Linked DNA regions of Homo sapiens: region 2 is linked to region 1. The links are chromatin loops, found by intact Hi-C in ENCODE. Cell type or tissue: CD14-positive monocyte. All regions are shown on one strand. Links, peaks and the distances in the headings refer to the core of each region. The heading gives the core; the rest is flanking DNA. Region 1 overlaps SMG6 (SMG6 nonsense mediated mRNA decay factor). Region 2 holds the start of SMG6-AS1 (SMG6 antisense RNA 1).

The links. Peaks named below come from ENCODE experiments on the same cell type or tissue, not always from the same donor. Only the 100,000 strongest peaks of a DNase experiment are listed, where the experiment ranks them.
Region 2: a loop joins it to region 1, with 2.9 times the contacts of the local background. A loop is called at or near these places in 7 of 110 quality-filtered maps.

Annotation. Positions count from the first base shown.
Region 1 is chr17:2,152,527-2,163,268 of GRCh38, reverse strand. All of the region lies in intron 13 of SMG6 (SMG6 nonsense mediated mRNA decay factor), which reads left to right. Among named protein-coding and RNA genes, the nearest start is that of SMG6-AS1, 68 kb to the right of the region's middle. In CD14-positive monocyte, for the core only: no CTCF peak of the experiment used is centred there; DNase peaks (open chromatin) are centred at 4,638, 5,088, 5,868 and 6,078; H3K4me3 peaks cover 2,361 bases; H3K27ac peaks cover 3,265 bases.
Region 2 is chr17:2,082,635-2,093,376 of GRCh38, reverse strand. SMG6 (SMG6 nonsense mediated mRNA decay factor) reads left to right here. Exons shown (of 19, transcript NM_017575.5): 14 at 7,476-7,652. SMG6-AS1 (SMG6 antisense RNA 1) reads right to left here and starts at 3,639. Exons shown (of 2, transcript NR_199038.1): 1 at 3,608-3,639. RefSeq lists enhancers at 3,508-3,587, 3,618-3,717, 3,738-3,837, 3,848-4,027, 5,389-5,438 and 3 more. In CD14-positive monocyte, for the core only: no CTCF peak of the experiment used is centred there; DNase peaks (open chromatin) are centred at 3,106, 3,736, 5,546, 9,506 and 2 weaker places; H3K4me3 peaks cover 4,599 bases; H3K27ac peaks cover 4,849 bases; H3K27me3 peaks cover 615 bases.

The DNA of each region.
Region 1 (10,742 bases), core at 1,850-9,849:
GCTGTAGTGAGCTGTGATCATACCACTGCATTCCAGCCTGAGTGACAGAGCAAGACCCTGTCTAAAAAATAAATAAAATAATCTTTGTATTACAAAATAAATGTTCATTTAGAAATACTTTACAAATTAAGATTAGCAGCCAGGCATGTTGGCTCACACCTGTAACGCCAGTACTTCAGGAGGCTGAGGCAGGAGGATCGCTTGAGCCCAGGAGTTCAAGACCAGCCTGGGCAATATAATGAGACCTTGTCTCTATAAAAAATTAAAAAATCAGTCAGGTGTGGTGGTGTGCATCTGTAGTCCCAGCTACTTGAGAGGCTGAGGTGGGAGGATCACTTGAACCAAGGAGGCAGAGGTTGTACTCAGCCTAGATTGCACCACTGCACTCCAGCCTGGGCCACAGAGGGAGACCCTTTCTCAAAAAAAGAGAGGAAAATCAAGATTAGCAATACGGAAAAGAAAAGATTTTCTTGATCCACTACCCAGAGATAACTACTGTTTCTTGTTCCATGTTGCTGCATATGTTCCAACCTAGAAGGATGGCTGATAGGTAGATGGATGACTGGATATAAGTGAAGTTTTTTGGTTATTTGTTTATTTATTAGAGACAGGATCTCAGCTGTGTTCCTCAGGCTGGTCTTGAACTCCTGGCTTCAAGCAGTATTCCCGCCTCAGCTTCCTGAATAGCTGGGATTGCAGGTACAAACCACCATGTCCAGCACTGATTTTTTTTTTTTTTTTTTTTTTTTTTCTGAGATGGGGAGTCTCACTCTGTCGCCCAGGCTGGAGTGCAGTGGTGCAATCTGGGCTTATTGCAAGCTCCACCTCCTGGGTTCACACCATTCTCCTGCCTCAGCCTCCCGAGTAGCTGGGACTATAGGCGCCCACCACCACGCCTGGCTAATTTTTTTTATATTTTTAGTAGAGACGGGGTTTCACCATGTTAGCCAGGATGGTCTCGATCTCCTGACCTCGTGATCTGGCCGCCTCGGCCTCCCAAAGTGCTGGGATTACAGGCGTGAGCCACCTCGCCTGGCCAATTTTTGCTTTTTAACAGAAATAGAATCAAACTTTATGTTTTGTTTTGTAATGTACTTTGTTCACTTAGCAATAAATATATATTTCCATGTTTACCTATAACATGAATTTAAGAGCTGCACAATATTGTATGAATATATTATAATATTTGTTTAGTCCTCAATCATTAGATGTTTTATAGGAAGTTATTGACTTTTATCTGTTGTATAAACGATGCCATCTCAGGGAGCCTTACACATAAGTCTTTTGTTCTTACCCTTTGAGATAGTTTCTCCTTCTTAGACCTCCCTCTCTATCATTTCATAGATATTTAAAGGGACTCAGAATAGTTCCCGAGGATAAACAAAGAAGGAAAGGTTCATATGAGTGGAATAGAATGCTCAGACTGAATTTATCAGCATCTTTCCCTCTGGATTGAATGTTCTTCAAATCTTGGAATGCCCTGGATTCAAAAGCACCTCAAAGTCTAGAATTTGAGTCTTTGAAGAGAGAATTTGATTTTTTTTTTTTTTAGACAAATCCTTGAGACTTGAGAGTGCTCTGAGTGGTACTAAATGTATGTAGTCTTATCTACATCATTTAGGAGGTGTGTTCAAGGGCAAAAATATAAGAGTAGTGGCAGTGCAATGTCTGAGGACCAGAAGATCAGGACAATGTCCTGGACTCCAAACTTTGGAGGCAAGATTGCTTATAGATGAACAGTAATTAATGATGATGACTGGTATATGAAAACCTGAAGATTAGTGAGCCGAGGTCGCACCATTGCACTCCAGCCCGGGTGACAGTGTGTGAGACTCTGTCTCAAAAAAAAAAATAAATAAATAAAGGCCGGGATTGGTGGCTCATGCCTGTAATCCTAGCACTTTGAGAGGCCGAGGCAGGCTGATCAACCTGAGGTCGGGAGTTTGAGAACAGTCTGGCCAACATGATGAAACCCCATCTCTACTAAAAGTACAAAATTAGCCAGGCTTGGTGATGCACGCCTGTAATCCCAGCTACTCGGGAGGCTGAGGCAGAATTGCTTGAACCCAGGAGGCAGAGGTTGCAGTGAGCCAAGATCGCGCCCCTGCACTCCAGCCTGGGCAACCAGAGCAAAACTCCATCTCTAAAAAAAAAAAAAAAAAAGGGTCAGTTATGTGAGCATGCCTACCTGCCTAGCCTTCCTACCTACCTACCTACATACATACATACAACCTTTGTCTCAAGACTTAATAAATATAAAATTAAAATTGGTTAAGAGGAGAATGTATGATAGAAAAAGAAACTTTGATTTAAACTTCTGCCCTGGTACTTTTTGTCTCACCCTTTTTAGTTTTCTTTACTAATATAATATCATATATGTAAAAGAATATATATTTTTACTTCATAATTATATTTACTTTTATTTTATTTATTTTTTTGAGACAGGGTCTTGCCCTGTTGTCCAGGGTGGAGGGCAGTGATACAATCATGGCTCACTGCAGCCTTGACTTCCCAGGCTCAAGCAATCCTCCCACCTCAGTCCCTTGAGTAGCTGGGGACTATAGGCGCACGCCATCACACCTGGCTAATTTTTAAATTTTTTGTGGAAACGGGGTCCCACTATGTTGCCTGGGCTGGCCTTGAACTCCTAGGTTTAGGTGATCCTCCTGCCTTGGCATCCTAAAGTGCTGGAATTACAGGCATGAGCCACTGTACCCAGCCCATAATTTTAGATATTCAAAACAATTGAAGGCCAGGCGCGGTGGCTCATGCCTGTAATCCCAGCACTTTGGGAGGCCGAGGCAGGCGGTTCACCAGAGGTCAGGGGTTCGAGACTAGCCTGGGCAGTATGGTGAAACCCTGTCTCTACTAAAAATACAAAAATTAACCAGGTTTGGTTGTGCACCCTGTAATCCCAGCTACTTGGGAGGCTGAGGCACAAGAATCACTTGAACCCAGGAGGCGGAGGCTGCAGTGAGCTGAGATTGCACCACTGCACTCCAGCCTGGGCAATAGAGTGAGATCTGTCTCAAAAAAATTAATTAAAAATAAATTTATAGTTAATACCTTTACTTCATTAATCAACTTACTAATATATATTTACATACAATGAAAGGTATACATTTGAATGTATGGGTGTATATATACCCGTATCAAGATACAGAATATTTATATATTCTGCATAAGGACCACTTCAATCAAGGTATAGAATATTTCCTTCTCCACAAAATGTTCCCAAGTGCCTCTATCCCCCATCCTACTCCCTGCCCCAGGCAGCTACTGATCTAATTATTCTCACTATAGATTAGATTTGCCTGTTATAAAATTTCATATACATGGAATCATATAGTATATACTCTTATGTCTTTGTTTTGTCACTCAGCATAACGTCTGAGATTCATCCATATTGGGCATTATATTTTTTCAGTCGTTTATTGATGAGTAGTATTCCATTGTATGGATATATCACAGTTTATCCATTCACTTGTTGATAGATATTTTGGCTGTTTTTATTTTGGAGGGGTTATGAAAAAGATACTGTGAACATTAATGTACAGGTTTTTTTGTGGTCATATATTTTCATTTCTCTTGGATAAATATCCAGGAGTAGAATTGCTTAGTCATTTAAGTATATATCTAACTTTAAAAGAAGCTTCCAAACTTTTTTGAAGTGATTACACCCTTTTATACTCCCACTAGCAATATGTGAGCGTTCTAGTTGCTCATATTCTTGCCAACACTTGGTATTTCTGATCTTTATAGTTTTAGACATGCTAGTAAGTGTGAAGTAGTATCTCATTTTGGTTTTATGTTTTTGGAGGGTTTTTTTGTTTGTTTGTTTGAGACAGAGTCTCGCTGTCACCCACACTGGAGTGTAGTGGCGTGATCTCAGCTCACTGCAGCCTCCGTCTCCTGGGTTAAAGCAATTCTCCTACCTCAGCCTCTCAAGTAGCTGGGATTACAGCTGTAGCATGCCACCACACACCCACCTAATTTTTTTACATATTTTTAGCAGAGACAGGGTTTCACCATGTTGGCCAGACTGGTCTCGAACTTCTGACCTCAAATGATCCACCCGCCTCGGCCTCCCAAAGTGCTGAGATTACAGGCGTGAGCCACTGTGCCTGGCCATAGTTTTAATAGTCATTTTCCTGAATAATGATGAGCATCTTTTTATGAGTTTACTGACAATTATTATATCCTCATTTGGGAAATGTTCTAATCTGTTGGCCATTTTTAAACATTGGGGTGTTTTCTTATTGAGTTATAAGAGTTCTTCAAATATTCTTGACACAAATACTTGTCAGATATACATCCTGTGAATATTTCTCGTGGTCTGTGACTGGTTTGCCTTTTTTTTTTTTTTTTAAACATAGTCTTGAACAGCAAACTTTTTTTTTTTTTTTTTGAAACAGGGTCTTGCTCTGTTTCCCAAGGGATCCTCCCACCTTAGCCTCCCCAGTAGCTGGGACTATGGGTGCACGCCACCACACCTGTCTAATTTTTGTAATTTTCGTAGAGCCATGGTTTCGCCATGTTGCCCAGGCTGGTCTCAACTCCTGATCTCCAGCGATCTACCTGCCTTAGCCTCCCAAAGTGCTGGGATTATAGGCATGAGCCACGGCGCTTAGCCTTCCGGTGGAATTTTGACTACACAGTAGGGACTTCCACTTTTAACTGTTTCAAATACTCTAGAATTGCCATCATTTAGGACAAAGGCTTTTGAAGGTTTGATGTTTTCGTGGGCTATTTTTTGTGATATCATTATTGTCAGTGACAGGAAAAATGAATCTTTAGCTGCCTAAGAGTGAATTCAAGTGTTTCTTAACTACCAGTAAACTCAGAAATAACCAGATGAAATAATATAAAACCTCATTTGTAGTGAATGCTTATCTAGCAATACTTTTTTTTTTCTTTTTTGGCTCATGCATACACCCCTCTCTAAAGTGAAGAGAATAATGATAAACTGTTCTTAATTCTAGAATGCAGAGGAAAACGTGGTTTGCATATGTGCAGCAAAAAACTTTGGAAGATTGAAATTGCACAATGAGTGTAGGTTGAGCAATGGCTTCAGAAGGCATACATGTTCCGTGGGGGTGTCCTTTGCTCTTGTGCAATTAGGGAACTCCAGAGCTGCCTGAACAGGGGATTTCCTTTTTATTTCTCACATGCCATTTAAAAAATTAACTTCTTCCCTTCTTTTCAATGTTCACCCCTTTTTATTACTCCCTTAAATTCTTACTTGTGGTTTCTTTTCTTTTAAGGAATTACTCAAACATTTATGTGTCCCACTCCTGTGACTTTGGTTAGAAATGCACCTGGGCCAGGTTCTACTGGTGGTGGGAGGAGAGCTTGCTGATGGTTTAGGGATTTCTAATTCAGCTTCTTGTCGCCATTGCAATACCCAGCTGGTTCTAAGCATTTGAAATACAGGTTACAAATCAGCCAGCATTCCCTGATTGCTTAGTACTAGAATTTTGCAGACTTTGTAATGAGTGTTCTGAGGTTTTTGCCTGTTTTGGTTTTATTGGTGACCAACACCTCCTGATGAAGATCATTTGCAGACTTTACTACAAAGTTAAGCCTAACTTTAAGCTGAAAGCATGAGAGCCAAACAGTAAGATCCAAAGCTAGACAGGATTGGTTTTGGCAAAAGGAAAGTCCATGCTTTCTGCCTTCTTCCCTTTGGCCTGCTCAGTCATACTCATGTTGGGTGGTACTTAGTAAGCATGCTTCTAATTGTGGTTCCCTTCCACTTACCTTTGTGATAGGGGTACCAAAATCTGTTTACCCTCATCTTTGCTCTCTTCCAGAGGAACAGGAGAGGTAGTTGGGTCAGTGTGCCAGAAAAGCAGAAGTTGAGTATGTGGAGTTCATAGCTGCATGTATGAGTGTTTGTGGGGCAGGGAACTTTTAATGGAAAACATTTGTGTTGCATCGAAAACAGAGCGAGGCCTGGTTAGAGTCTGTCTGCTTTGTCTGTCAGTCTGTTCCCTACCAGCACTAGTCACTGTTCTCCTGGGAGTCTCAGGCATATTGTGGTTTCTTCTGCTCTTGCTAGCCCCTAATCTTGCCAGAGTTTTTGTGTCATGGGTGGCCCCGTGTGCAGTCTGGAGTAAGACTGCAAGGTTGGTGACTAATGGCTTTGAAGAAGGTACTTCAGCCCACATACGGACTTTGGGAACCTTTTTAGGTTAACCCTTAGGAGGAGGGAGGGTCTCTAGCACAAACAGTGGAAGAAACATGCTGAGATACATACAAACACTTTTTTAAACCCTTCCCTTACTGTTAGCAAAGCATGAACTAGAAGAATGGAGACACACCCGGTGACACCATGCCTGTAATCCCAGCACTTTGGGAAGCTAAAGCGGGAGGATCGCTCGAGCCCAGAAGTTCGAGACCAGTCTGGGCAACATAGTGAGACCTTGTCACCACAAAAAAATAAAAATTAGCCAGGCATGGCGTTGCATGCTTGTAGTCCCAGCTACTTGGAGGCTGAAGTGGGAGGATTGCTTGAGCCTGGAAGGTCGAGGCTACAGTGAGCAGTGATCGTGCCACTGCACTGTAGCCTGGGTTACACAGCAAGACCCTGTCTCAAAAAACAAACAAGCAAAAAAAAACAAAACAGAGACAGGAGGGAAAGGCTTGCTGTTTGGGCTTGGCATTTCATTTGTAAATGCTCATAAGGGATGCACCTGGGTGCCCAGTCTTGCATCTGACAGGCTGATGTTAGTCAAGTTGTGTGTGGCTGGATCTCTTTGGGAAATAACAGAAGAAAAGATGCTAATTTCCCTGAGGATAGTGTCACTCTAAGATAGAAGGACCTGTAGTTTGAGCTTTTAACTCTTTTTTTTTTTTTTTTTTTTTTTTTTTTTGAGAAGGAGTGTCTCTCTGTTGCCCAGGGTGAAGTACAGTGGTGCAATCTCAGCTCACTTCATCCTCCACCTCCCGAGTTCAAGCGATTCTCCTGCCTCAGCCTCCGGAGTAGCTGGGGTTACAGGCACCCACTGACCACGCCCGGCTAATTTTTTTTGTATTTTTAGTAGAGACAGAGTTTCATTATGTTGCCCAGGATGGTCTCGAACTCCTGACCTCAAATGATCTGCCCACCTCAGCTTCCCGAAGTGCTGGGATTACAGGCGTGAACCACGGCACCCGGCCTGAGCTCTATCTAATCTGAGTGCCCCTGAAATTGACATTTGTTCATTATTTTAAAAAAAAAAAAAAAAAGGTAAAGAAAACAGTAAAAGAGCAGCTCAGCTCAGTTTTCTGGGTCCCCAAGAAGGTACCCTACCAATGTGGTTTTCACATTTTCAGGTTTTTGGCTGGTGAATAAGATTGAGCAGAAATGCTTCTTCCCCTGATAACAATACATTCAAATGCAGGATCAGGAGCGTGTGGATTAAAACCAGACGGTGGATGATTAATACTTTTGCTTATAGAGGTAGACATGGCAGCTTCCTCCATTTAAATGAAAAGACCTTTTCTCTGCATTTGTATGTGTGCATATGCTTACATGCTTGTGCCCTTTATGTACAAGCTGCGTTTCTGTACCATTTCCTTCCTCTCTTGAAGCACCCAAAAAGTGCTAGAAGGACTAAGTTGTGAAGCAGAGGCGTGGAGATCAGACACTATGGTAGGAGTGGGATGTGTTCTCTTCTTCAGGCTCACTGCTTTCATAGCTTTCTGGGTACTGCTGTAACACACATCTTTTTCCATGGAACCTACTTGCTCCTTATGGTCATGTAACCTCATTATAAGAGGCATACTTTTTCATTTAATCTGCTATATCTTTGGAGGTGGCTATCCTCATCATTTTATTGTTAATGACATGAAGAGAAACTTTATTTTCACATGGATACTTTATGTTTTTTCCCTTACCCACTGAAAACATGACAGATTTCTTGGTTCATTCGCCGTGGCTCACGCCTATAATCCCAGCACTTTGGAAAGCTGAGGCGGGCAGATCACCTGAGGTCAGGAGCTTGAGACCAGCCTGACCAACATGGTGAAACCCTGTCTCTACTAAAAATACAAAAAGTAGCCGGGCATGGTGGCGCACACCTGTAATCCCAGTAATCCCAGCTGCTAGGGGTGCTAAGGCAGGAGAATCACTTGAACCAGCAAGGTGGAGGTTGCAGTGAGCTGAGATCCCACCACTGCACTCCAGCCTGGGTGATGGAGTGAGACTCCATCTCAAAAAAAAAAAAAAATTTTTTTTCTCAGAGTATACTTTGTTTTTTTTGAGACAACATCTTGTTTTGTTGCCAGTGCTGGAATGCAGTGGCTCACTGTGGCCTCAACCTTCTGAGCTCAAGGGATCCTCCCACCTCAGCTTCTGAGTAGCTGGGACCACAGGTACATGCTACCACACCCCGCTAATTTTTGTATTTTTTTGTAGAGATGAGATTTCACCATGTTGCCCAGGCTGGTCTTGAAGTCCTGAGCTCAAGCAGTTCACCCACCTTGGCCTCCCAAAGTGCTGTGATTACAGCCACCATGCTGTCCTTATACTTTTTAATTAGAGGTTAGCAGGTGTTTATTATTAACAATAGTTTCAGTATTCATTTTTATTAAGTTCTGTGCACATTAATCCCTTCCAGCCAGCAGGCCTCTAGTTAGTCTAGGCCTCTGATTTCAGCTTGAATATACACTTTGCTCTTTTGGAGAAACAGAGACCTCTGCCTAAGTGAAACAGGACATGTAAAGGGAGGAGGAATACCAGGCTGAGATTTCATACCTTTGTAATCTCTAAAGAAGGTTGTATTGTCTCTACAACAAGGAAAAAGTTGAAGGACAAAGGGCATAAAATTCTTTTTTTCCAACATAAATCTTTGTCTGTTTTATAGTGTTGTCTGTAATTTCAAGGTGAAAGTGGGCCCTCCCTCAGCCCCGTCACACTCTAGATGCATCCCCAGATTCCCCCCCGTCACCGTCACACTCTACATGCATCCCCAGGTTTCCCAGTCACCGTCACACTCTAGATGCATCCCCAGGTTTCCCAGTCACCGTCACACTCTAGATGCATCCCCAGGTTTCCCAGTCACCGTCACACTCTGCGTGCATCCCCAGGTTCCCCCGTCACCGTCACACTCTACGTGCATCCTCAGGTTTCCCAGTCACCGTCACACTCTACATGCATCCCCAGGTTCCCCAGTCACCGTCACACTCTACATGCATCCCCAGGTTCCCCCAGTCACCGTCACACTCTATATGCATCCCCAGGTTCCCCAGTCACCGTCACACTCTACATGCATCCCCAGGTTTCCCCAGTCACCGTCACACTCTACATGCATCCCCAGGTTCCCCAGTCACCGTCACACTCTACGTGCATCCCCAGGTTCCCCCGTCACCGTCACACTCTACGTGCCTCCCCAGGTTCCCCCGTCACCGCACACTCTACGTGCATCCCCAGGTTTCCCAGTCACCGTCACACTCTACATGCATCCCCAGGTTCCCCCAGTCACCATCACACTCTACGTGCATCCCCAGGTTTCCCAGTCACCGTCACACTCTAGATGCATCCCCAGGTTCCCCCGTCACCGTCACACTCTACATGCATCCCCAGGTTCCCCAGTCACCGTCACACTCTACATGCATCCCCAGGTTCCCCCAGTCACCGTCACACTCTACATGCATCCCCAGGTTCCCCAGTCACCGTCACACTCTACATGCATCCCCAGGTTCCCCCAGTCACCGCGTGGAGTGGCGTTCCACCAGTTTACCCCTGTGCCATAGAGACTCTTAGCAACCAAGATGGGCGGGTTTGCATAAGTTAAAATTCACTCTGTTGTACAGTTTTGAGAAACACATACTTTCATGTAACCATCACTACAATTAAGATATAGACCATTTTCAACACCCCCAAAAATTCCCTCATGCAACCAGCTCCCTTCCCAACCCCAGTCCCTGACAACTTCTGATGTTTTCTGTCTCTGTAACTTAGCTTTTTCCAGAATGACGTATAAATAAAATCATACAGTACATAGAGCAGGGGTGCCAATCTTTTGGCTTCCCTGGGCCACATTGGAAGAATTGTCTTGGGCCACACATAGACTACACTAACACTAACGATAGCTAATAAGCTTTAAAAAAAAGTCTCAAAAAACATCTCATAGTATTTTAAGAAAGTTTATAAATTTGCGTTGGGCTGCGTGGGCCACGGGTTGGATAAGCTTGATATAGAGCTCTTGAGTCTGGCTTCTTTTCGCATAGCGTAATACATTTGAGATTCATGCATGCTGTTGCCTATATCAATCATATGTTCTTTTTTGTTGCAGAGTAGTATTCCATTGTATACATACACTATGATTTGTTTATCCATTCACCAGTTGAACATTTGGGCTATTTGCAGTTTTTGGTGGTCATGGATAGAACTGCTGTAAACATTTGTGCATCAGTCTTTACGTTTCTTAAATGAACTTAGGTTTTCATTTCTCTTGGATAAATACTTAGGAGTGGAACGGGTGGTTTATGTGATAAGAGTATGTTTAACTTCGCTAGAGACCAGCAAACTGTTTTACAAAGTGGCTGCACCGTATTGCACGAGCAGTTCCTGTTCTGGCATCATTATCAGCACTTGATCCTGTCAGTTTGTTTGTTTTTTAATAATTATACTAGGTACCTTGTGATTTTAATTCGCATTTCTCTAATGGCTAATGATGTTGAGCATCTTTTCATATGTTCATTTGTCATCTGTGTATCTTCTTTGGTGAAGTGTCTATTCACATCTTTTGCCTATT
Region 2 (10,742 bases), core at 1,889-9,888, 70 kb after region 1:
CTCATGGCTCACTGCAGCTCTGACTTCCCCGGCTCAAGCAATCCTCCTACCTCAGCCTCCTAGTTAGCTCGGACCATAGGTGTGTTGCACCACCATGCCCAGCTTTTTTGTTTGTTTGTTTGTTTTTGACAGACACAGTCTCACTATGTTGCCCAGGCTTGTCTTATCTTTTTTTTTTTTTTTGCAACAGAGTCTTGCTCTGTCACCCAGGCTGGATTGCAATAGAACGATCTGAGCTCACTGTAACCTCCACTTCCTGGGTTCAATAGATTCTCCTGCCTCAGCCTCTTGAGTAGCTGGAATTACAGGAGCCCGCTACTAACCCAGCTAATTTTTGTATTTTTAGTAGAGATGGGGTTTCACCATGTTGGCCGGGCTGATCTCGGACTCCTGACCGCAGGTGATCCACTGCCTCAGCCTCCCCAAGTGCTGCGATTACAGGCATGAGCCACTGCACCCGGCCTGTATTATCTTTTAAACCTCACAAACAACTTGAGCAAACAAAGGCTCAGAGAGGTTAAGTAACTTGTCTAAGGATAAACAGCCAGGAAGTGGCAGTTAGTACTTGAACTCACGTCTGTGTAACTATGAAGCCCAGGCTCTTGTCCAACCTCCTGTATTGCCTTGTCTTGCCTCTTGCCAGAATGGCCCTGTTTTTTATACTTTATTTACCTCATTACTTCCTGTGTGTGCTTCACAACTCCCCTGTTCCCCTGGTTCTCCCTTCAGTGTGAACATCGTCTCCTTCCTAGTAGCCAAATATACGTGTACCTTTTGGGATCTTCAGTAACCCTGTCTTGGGATAGTCTCCCCACCAGCACCAGGTCTTGCCATCTGACCATTTGCCAGTTCCCACCTCCCCTTCTCTAAGAGACTTCAGCACACACCTGGTGGTTACAGGTGGGGACAGCAGGCATCTGTGCAATGCTGGCTGATTGATAATGGCCCTCATTGCCTCCTCTAAGAAGAAAACACAGCTGTTGGGACCAGACACATGGAATGGTGTGGTTGCTGTGGGTGGACCAATGATGTTAGCATTTCATCTTGTGACCCAATGACCCTTCAGCTAGCACAGGCCAACCATAGGACTACGGAGGGTTGGATCTGGACACCGGGATTAGAAATGACTGAGAAAGGCCGGGCGCGGTGGATCACTTGAGGTCAGGCGTTCGAGACCAGCCTGGCCAACATGGCGAAACCCCGTCTCTACTGAAAATACATAAATTAGCCAGGCATGGTAGTGCGCACCTGTAATCCCAGCTACTCAGGAGGCTGAGGCAGGAGAATCGCTTCAACCCGGGAGGCGGAGGTTGCAGTGAGCTGAGATCATGCCAGTGCAACTCCAGCTTGGGTGACTGAGCAAGACTCTGTCTCAAAAAAAAAAAAAGAAAAAGGGGCCAGGCGCAGTGGCTCACGCCTGTAATCCCAGCACTTTGGTTGGCCAAGGCGGGCGGATCACGAGGTCAGGAGATCAAGACCGTCCTGGCTAACACGGTGAAACCTCGTCTCTACTAAAAAAAAACACACACACACACAAAATTAGCTGGGCGTGGTGGCGGGTGCCTGTAGTCCCAGCTACTCGGGAGGCTGAGGTAGGAGAATGGCGTGAACGCGGGAGGCAGAGCTTGCAGTGAGCCGAGATCGCACCACTGCACTCCAGCCTGGGCAACAGAGCGAGACTCTCTCTCAAAAAAAAAAAAAAAGCAAAAAGACTGAGAAAGTAGCCTGTACTTAACGCTTTACATAGAAAGAGGCCCAGCTATAGCAGGGGTAGGGAAAGAGTGAAATACTGTTTGAATTGATCCCTTGGACAGTATGCTCCGAGGTTGTCAGGAGATGCATCTGGTCCAAGGATGTGTGCTTTTTCTCACTCTGTCCCCCTTATCATTCAGCCCCTGCACAGGTTCTTTCTTTCCCTCCTCTCTGACCCATGAGCCTCTTTCTCAATTTCATACCAACTTCTTCTGACTCAAGTAGGCTGTGAATGTCTGTCTCCCCATCCTAAGCTACTGCCTGTGTCTTCAGACTGACTGTGCATCCTTGTGGCCAGTTTCGCTCCTGCCTTCTGGAGTCTGCTTCCTGCCAGGAGGCCCCTCCCCCTAGGAATGTGAATAAACCATTTCCTCTGTCCTCCCAGCTCCAGAGGATTCCCTGTGTGGTATTTTTTATTTCTTGTGTCTGAACTTCCATTGGCAGACCCCTTCGTAGGCTGGCCCACCCTTGGCTGCTACAGAATTGAGCTTCCCACCCTTCAGTTTCCTCTGAGGGTGAGTAGTGCATAACTAGAGGTTCCCAGTTTGTGAAAACACATTAGTCTGAGTTAAATTTCTTGTGGCCAATCCTGGAGGTTTGGCTCATTAAAGATGATAATTAACCCATTGCTAATTGACCTCAGAAGCCAGCCAAGCAGCCTGTATTTTACCAGCCTTGGTGTTGGATTTGTAGGCTATTTTAAGGTTTCTTAATAATCTCAGAAAGACTTCATGTTCCTGTCTGCATCTTATTTGCTCTAAGGACATTCTGTAAAATTAACAAGCTATAAAGTTTGATTGAAGGTTTCAACAAATGTGAGAATAATTGGCTCCATTTAGAGAAACAAGAAAAACAACCTGTAAACTTGAGTTTGTGGGGGGAAACCCGTGTGATTGTTCTCTTTAACCAGAGGAGCAGTAGCAAGCTGGACTGTTAAGACTAGAAAAAAGAACTGGCTGATAGTACAAGTTTAAACTCCGATTTCTCCAAACCAAAAATTCAGAAAAAGAAATTTTGCAAAATGACTAGTAACCATGGTTGTGCCTTCCAAGAAGCCTGTTTGGAGAAAACGGGGACCAGGTAACGATAGAGCGAGTCCCTCACTCCCTAGAGCTTGCATCCAGGGTCCTGGCTCTCCAGCCCTTCCTCATATTCCCTGGCTAGATTTGGAGGTTTTCTCCCTTCCCCGGGGCTGCCCTGAGGTGTTAAGTCTTGCAACTCAGAGCACATGAGTATGTGATACCTGGTGCTTAGTTCCCGTTCTCTCTTACCCTCCCTACCTTCATAAAGCAGCATATAGCTCGTTTTCTCTCCCCAACCCCCCTCCCCCGCCGGGCATCTCTACCCACACTGTGCTTGTTCCCTACCGAGTGGCTGTGAAGAGTCACCAGTTTTCAGAGAACACCATTTTTTCTTCTTTCCTTTTTTTTTTTTTTTTTTTTGAGACAGAGTCTCGCCTTGTTGCCTGGGCTGGAGTGCGGTGGTGCAATCTCGGCTCACTGCAACCTCCACCTCCCAGATTCAAGCGATTCTCCTGCCTCAGCCTCCCTAGTAGCTGGGACTACCACATGTACTACCACACCCGGCTGATTTTTGTATTTTTAGTAGAGATGGGGTTTCACCATGTTGTCCAGGCTGGTCTTGAACTCCTGACCTCAGGTGATCTGCCCACCTTGGCCTCCCAAAGTGCTGACATGACATTCGTGAGCTACCGTGCCCAGTCAAGAAACACCATTTTTCTTTACTTCTCCACCTCTCCACCTTAAATACCCCAGAACAGTAACCCAGTCTACTCTCTTGACCTAGAGGTTTTCTCCTTTGTTCCTCGCTCCCCTTGGCTCCAGCCCCTACTTACCCGATGCTTACATTATCTCTCTCTAAGGAACTGAGCCTAGGAGAGAACAGCCTCCGGTATCGCCTCTCCACATCTCACTTTCAGTTTTCCTTTCTGCTTGGTTCTTTGCGTGTGGACTTGATTAGAGTGATAACTGGAGCCCTAAAGCTAAAGGTTTCAGTTCCTGCTGCAGTGGTAAGCTGCCTCCGACAATCTTCAGGGGAAGGGAAAGGGGCTTTCTTTCAGCTCTTCCCTGACCTAAAGCCCCAGTTTTCTTTCCCAAGCTGATTGAAATGATTTGTATGTGATATTTTGTCAATTAACTTGGGAATTCTTGACAATCGCCTACACAGTGCATCTCCCTCCAGAAGGGTCAGGACTGTGACTGAGAAGGTACACCGCAGAGGAGAGGTCCGTAGGCTCCCCAGGGTGTTCCCTGGCTGGCGGCCCTTTTAGTCGCCTCTATCCCCAGTCCAGCCCCACGTGCTAATGTAGCCCAGGAAGGGAGCCTCTCCCGCCCAGCTCTTTCTCCTCTGGAGGATCCAGAGTTTGCCCCCAGAGCTGCGATATACATGCCACTTACATTCTCTGGTTTTCATTGATATAGAGTGGAAAAATGTGCTCACGAGCAGAGTTAACTGTGGGGATGATGTCACAGACTTCATCTGGAGTCCTTCCTCTCCAAGCAGGGAGTCCAGCTTTAACCCCTCTCCTACCAGGAAGTCCTCCTAGACCAAGCAAAGATCATCTTGGAATTGGCTTTTTGTCAGTGGTTTGAAAGGCTTCTTTCATTATGAAGTCTCTTATTAACTGTATTTAAACTGTCTTGTGTTGCTTTTTCCCTGACTCAAGTGCTGGAGGCTTTGTCTAGGAGAATATTCCCGTAAGTCTCCTACAGAACTCCAGCATCAAGAGAGCGGTGGTCCTCTCCCCAGTGGGCTTATTCCCCCCAAGTTAAGACAGAATGCTTTTGCAGACAGGCCAGTGAGCTACAGACAGAAGGTTTCTCTGTGCCTCTGGGCAAGCCCTGGACATTCTGCCTCTCAGTTTCTCCATCTACTAAAGAGCTCAGACTGTGCACTTCTCACTCCCACAGTACACTTTACACAGCTTTGACCATCCTCCCTGCTGCTTGGATTGCAAAGGACAGGGTACTCTTCCAAAAGACAGACAACCTTTCTCTCTCCAAACAGGTAGAATCCTTTCCAGGCCTGTTAACACCAGGTCAGAGACCCCAGTAGATCACAGCCTTTTGCATATCAGCCAGCAGTTGTCCTTGTCCTAGAGAAGGAACTAATAGCTATGACAGACACAATCCCCAAGGAAACCAATTTCCTTCTAAATGGGGCGGAAATGAAAACTGGGAGAGGGCTACTCCTCGTTGCTTGTGTCCATGGAATAGGCAATTCCCACAGACCCTGTAAGGAAGTGCTGCAGGTGGCCTCAGGATGTCCACATCCCTGGGTCCTGCTGTGCCCTGGAAATCCCCATCTCCAGGAGTCCCACATCCACACATGTGGCTTTTCTCCCTGTCGGCCAGAAACCATGCTTTCTTAGCCACGCAGCATACCATGTAGCCCGTGCTCTAGCAGCAGCAACACTCCTGCCCGCCTGTCTGTGCATGTGTCCGTGGCACACTCCTGTCCTGGGCAGGTTTCCTCTGCACACTTAGCAGGGGTGCCAGTGTACCTCTCATCGTCCAGGTGAGGCCAAGGACAATTGCAAGCTTTTCCTCTGTCCTCTTCTCACTCCTTAGCTCCCCTCTCCTCTCCATTCAGTGGCAGCAGCCTCACACCAAGAAGGAAAATCCTGGACCCATTACATAATTCTCCATAGTGCAAGCAGTAGCTGGGGCGTAAGGTCAGAGGTCATAGTGGGGTCAGGTGGCTGACACACACTGTAACGACAAGGTGGTTAAAATTAGACCACAGAGAGGAAACTGGCAGTCTTGTGGAAATGCAGAAGTTTCCTATGCAAGTGAGAGGCTGGAGATGCAGGGAGGCCACTGTGCGTGCTGCCTGCCAGGCTATTACTCATTTCGGCTCTGTTCTTTAATGCCTTTTAGCCCCTGCTTCTGTATTTCTAGCCTTCCTCATCACATGTTTGAATACACGCAATGGAACCAGGCTTACCTGCCCTGGGCCAAGACAAGCTTCCCTTCTCCTTCACGGAGGCAAGCCCAGGACCAGGCACCCCAAGCTCAAGGGGCTGAACTTTTTCTAAGCCCTTCTGGGTAGCCGAGAACCTTCTACATCAACCTCTCAGGTGAAGGTGGTCAAAGTACTTAGCTTGAGATTCCAGCCTATAATGGTAACAGGGCCAATGGTGAGAGAAAGCAGAGAACACTCCTAGACCGTGTAGGAAAGCGGGGTTGGCTTTTTGGTGAAGGTGGCAGAGGATGCAGCCACAGAGCACACAGTTGACCGGTGTGTGCCGCACTTTCCTGGGCAGCCAGCCTGCACAGCGGTGCTCATTTATTTCCACTGTCTTAGAGAACATGGGTCATGCCTGCTTCATCTGCTCTCTGTGGTACCCAGCCGAGCTTCCCTGGGCTGTCCGTCTTTACTGTGAGCCTACTGTGTGCACAGCTTGTCCTTACAATTCTTGCCAGTGACGTACGAAAACGATGAGATTTAGGCTTTGCCACCAGAGGGGTTGCTGTCCACATGAGAGAGAGAACACCTGCACCTGTAAAATGATCATCAGTAGTCTCCAGGTTAGTACTTCCCTATGTGCTGCAGATAGAAGGCTTATTACTGTGAAGTTCCTTTCACACTAAGAAACGAGGATGCATTAAAAGAGAGGCAGGGGCTAGTCAGTGAGGATGAAGGGGCCGTCCCCTGTGGCACGTCTGGCCACGGACGTGTGTTTCCCATGTGGAATGGCCTTCAGCTTTCAAGCTCCAGATCCAGCAGGGCCCCTCTCCCTTGGTGAGCACTCAGCCAGTAGGGAGAAGAGGATGCTGGAGGCTAGAGATGAAGAGAAGGGCACACAGGGGCAAGCATGGAGGAGAGTGTGAGCCAAGCAAACGGGTGTGGAGGAGAGGGCATGCAGGTGTGGTGCCTCCAGAAGGGGGGCCCAGACTGGGGGACGGTGGACACTTAATCTGAGACACTTACACATTTGACTGTTGCTCAAGATACTGAGTTTCATCTCAGCTAAATCAGCCCAAGCTTCTCTGACAGCACTGACTTGTGTGCTGATGTGGCCACATGGGAGCAGGTTGGCGTAAACGTCAGAAAGAGTATAGCTTTGGTGAAACATCCCCACCTGCTCTGCCTGTCTCTCTCCTGACAATTTCCTGCCTGACTCTAGTCTCTTGAGCATGAGGAGCTCTTAGATAGGGCAGGAACCTGTCAGGGGAAGCCCAAAATGATCTGGTTGAAATGAAACAGCCAAGAAAGCCCTTAGCATTCAATTTGCACTTGGGCTGAAAATTCTCCTTTTGGGAGTCTGGAGCAGGGGTGCTGGGAGAGGAGTGGAGAGTGGCAGCGAGGGGCCCCAGAAAGCTCTATGCTGTGAAAGCACTCCACTCTTCCCTCTGCTGGTTCTAGACCAAACTTAGAAGATATGTCATATATTCTGTTTTGTATCAGGACCTTACTCAAATAAATGTAAGGCACCTGTCACTGGTCCCTGGGGTTGTCTGCTGCCCCAGAGATAACCTAAGGAGAGATAACCTCAGAAGATCTTGATCCTCAGCCTGCCCTGGGCCCTCACTTACCACCTGACATGCCCTTGTGCCCTCCGCACCCCGTCATTCATTCTGACCCCCTTGCCTGGTAGCTTTGACACAGTTCCCCTGTGCCCCTCAGCCGGCAAGCAACATCTCGTCTCCATCTTCCCTTTCAGAAAATGCTGTTTTTCTTCTCTCCCTCTCACCCTGTAGGTTATTGCAGCTGACTGCAAAAGGGTCACAGTGCTGAAGTATTTTCTGGAAGCCCTTTGTGGACAAGAAGAGCCTCTGCTGGCATTCAAGGGTGGAAAGTATGTGTCAGTGGCACCCGTCCCAGACACCATGGGAAAGGAAATGGGAAGCCAAGAGGGAACACGACTGGAAGATGAGGTACTATGCGGGAAGAGCCCGCTGTGGCAGAGGGAAGGCCCCCTCCCCATTCTGCTCGTGGCTTCAGCTTTTCCTCCTGCTTATTTATGAGCACAGAGAACAGCGTCTGTGTTAATGTGACCAGCCAGCTTCTCGAGAGTGTGCTCTGATGGTGCCCCTTCCTGCCAGTCCACCCCGGTGCCTCCATCCTACTCCACTACGAGTTCCAGATGCTTCTTTTAATGCTGCATTGAGGAGAAGGGAGGAAAAGAAAGAAAGGAGTTGAATAATGTGCAGCTCTCGAGGCTTAGGAAAGGGAGAGGGGGGTGGTCAGGATCAAGTTTATAGATGTGTGGAGCCCAATGCAGCACAGGCCTGAACTCCAGCCTCCAGCACACGTACAGGAAGAGCTGACATTGCTGGCCCTGTGTGGAAAATCACCCCTCCCCTGCCCTACCCTCCCTCCCTTGTTCCCTCCCTCCCTCCTGCACATCCTGATGTGATTAAGGAATTCTCCTCTTGTTTGTTTGCCCTTGGTTGTTCCTGTAGCCCTTGCTTCACTCCAGACTCGTGTGTGTGTGTCTGTGTGTGTGTGTGCGCGTCTGTGTGTGTGTGTGCGCACGCGCATGCACATGCATGAGCCTGTGTACCCGCCCCTGCAATAGTCCACTGGCAGTTGCCCTGCCCTATATATTGCCATTGCCTATTTGTGTCTTTCTGGGAGTGATTGTTGATGTGGGTCTGTGTGTGCTGGGTTTGTGTGTCAGTTTAAGTAAACACTGCTGCCAGCTTCCCTGCTCTCTGTGGGTTCTGAGTGGTTGTGAGTGTGATGTTGTTGGAGCATGTATGCATTTAGTATCACTTCCAGCTGCCCTGCTGTGTGTCTGGGTGTGGGTATTTCTGTCTGGATGTGTGTTCACACACACCTCACTTTTACCTGAAGGTTGACTCTTCTTTTTACCCCACAGTGTTAAAGACAAGAGACTTAGGTGGGAAGGAACATGGGACTAAGGGAAGGGACGGAAGCGATTCTAGCCAGGGGCCAGGTCACCCATAGGCCAACACAGTCATTTGGCCTGCAGCAGTCTCAAGCGCCCGGTAGAGCAGGGCGGGGTACAGGGATGAAGTCAGCAACAGGCCAAGGAAGCCAGATGTCAGCTGGAAGCTGTCGTTTGTGATCTGAAACAGTGATAGAGTGGCCACCTTTGGATCAGAGTCCTGAGAGCAGCAGAGTCTTGGACTGGCTTCATTAGAATAACTGGAGAGCCCCACCCCACCCCTGATGACATAGGGCTCAGCTTCCAGGACAGAGGTGGTTCCAGGGATAAAGCTGAGCCTAGGATTCCAGACTCTCCAGATGAAACCTGGGCAGAGAATAATGGGAAAGAATGAGCTGTTAGCATGGGAGGGGACAGCAGGCTTGCTAAAGCTGGCAGGGCATCCAGGCTTCAGGCAGGGCAGAGCAGTGCCACCCAAGCCCTGGGTACTGTGTGGGGAAGCACAGGTGGAGCAGTGCCTCCGTCAGCTCTTTCACCCGCACTTTCAGGCTGAGGGCACAGCCAGGTTAGCTCCCAGGCTTGCCCAAAGATGCCCTGTGGCCAGGGGAGCCTGCAGTCCCAAATCCAGTGAGGCAAGTGAGGCCCAGAGAGGGCCACAGCACCAAAGCCAGAGAAGGCCTTCTCTGCCCTCACAAGGAACAGATGACTTCTCTGGTCCCGGATCTTGGTAGTGCCACACTTTTTTTTCTCGTTCTAAGGCTTATTGACCAGACAAAGGTTGTGACCCACACCAGGCTGCCCACTTCTTCCTTTTCCCACGAGTCTCCTGGGTTCCTTCATGTTAGTGGCCTCTGGGAAACTGTGCTTACCCTGGTCTGTGTAATTTCATAACCTTGCACTTCCTCGTTTACTGTGAGAGCTGAGCCAACCTCAGACAAGCTTCTCTGACCCTCTTTTGACCTCAGTCAAGCTCACTTCAAGCCCCGTGATAACCTTGTATATCCCTAGTCAGAGCAGGCAGAGGCAGTGTTCCCCCATGGGCTAGGCAGGCATTCTGTCCCGCTCACTGCAGTCTGGGTTAACCTCATGAACAAGGAAGTGAATGTGCAGAGTTTTCCTTCTTTCCACGGCCTGGGCCTCTCTGGAGGTGAGCGCTGTGACACTATAGCATGCCTGTGTCAGATGAATGGTGACTGTGGACAGCATCCCAGACCCCTGACATCTCTTAGGATAGTGACAGTTCTGGCCCCATCCTCAGATCTCATCTCTCCCCAAACTGCAAAACTGAATCACTTCAGCAGATTGGGAGAGGTAGGGAAAGGTGTTTCTTCAGACATAGTTCTTTGTGAATAGAACACAGTTTAGTCGCTTAGGGATCCTACCAAAACACCCCTAGATTCTGCTCACAAGGCAAAGTATACCCCCGTCATCTACCCAGCCACCCACCTGAGTAATCCCTTTCAGTCAAGAGATTCCATCTGTATATGACCTTGAGCTGGACAGTTAGAGAAGAGAGCAGTCTGTACTGAACAGATCTAGGGTGGGCCTGCAGCAGGCCTCACGATGCTGAGCCACTGAGGGCTGGATCTGAGCTTCTGGTCTGGATTCAGGATGGCTTAGCTTATTATTATTGGTAAGAGCATAAACTTTGGAGTCAGATTCACTTGGGCTTCAATCCCTGTTCTGCCTTTACTAGCCATGTGACCCTGAGCGAGGTGTTGACTTCTAAACCTCAGTTTGTTCATTTATAAGATAGGGATGGTGATAGCACCTATCTTATCTCACAGGCTGTTGTGAGGATTAACTGAGTTAATACATGAAAAATGGGTAGCCCGGTACCTGGCCAGTAATAAGCACTCAGTAAGTGATAGCTGTTGTCATCACTGTCATTATTATAATCCAGTTAGAAACAGGAACCTTCTACTAAATTATTCCCTGTGTACCCATGCTAACCCTGTCCCTCAAAGGAAGCTATCTTGGGCAGCTGCATGTTCTCTGTTGACCAAGGCCAAAAGTAAGAAAGCAAGGAATGGAGCCTGGGACCACCCAGGGAGTGATGGCTGCTAAGAGCTGAGGCTGCAAGTAGGGAGGTGCCATCCTTGGGGAATGTGCC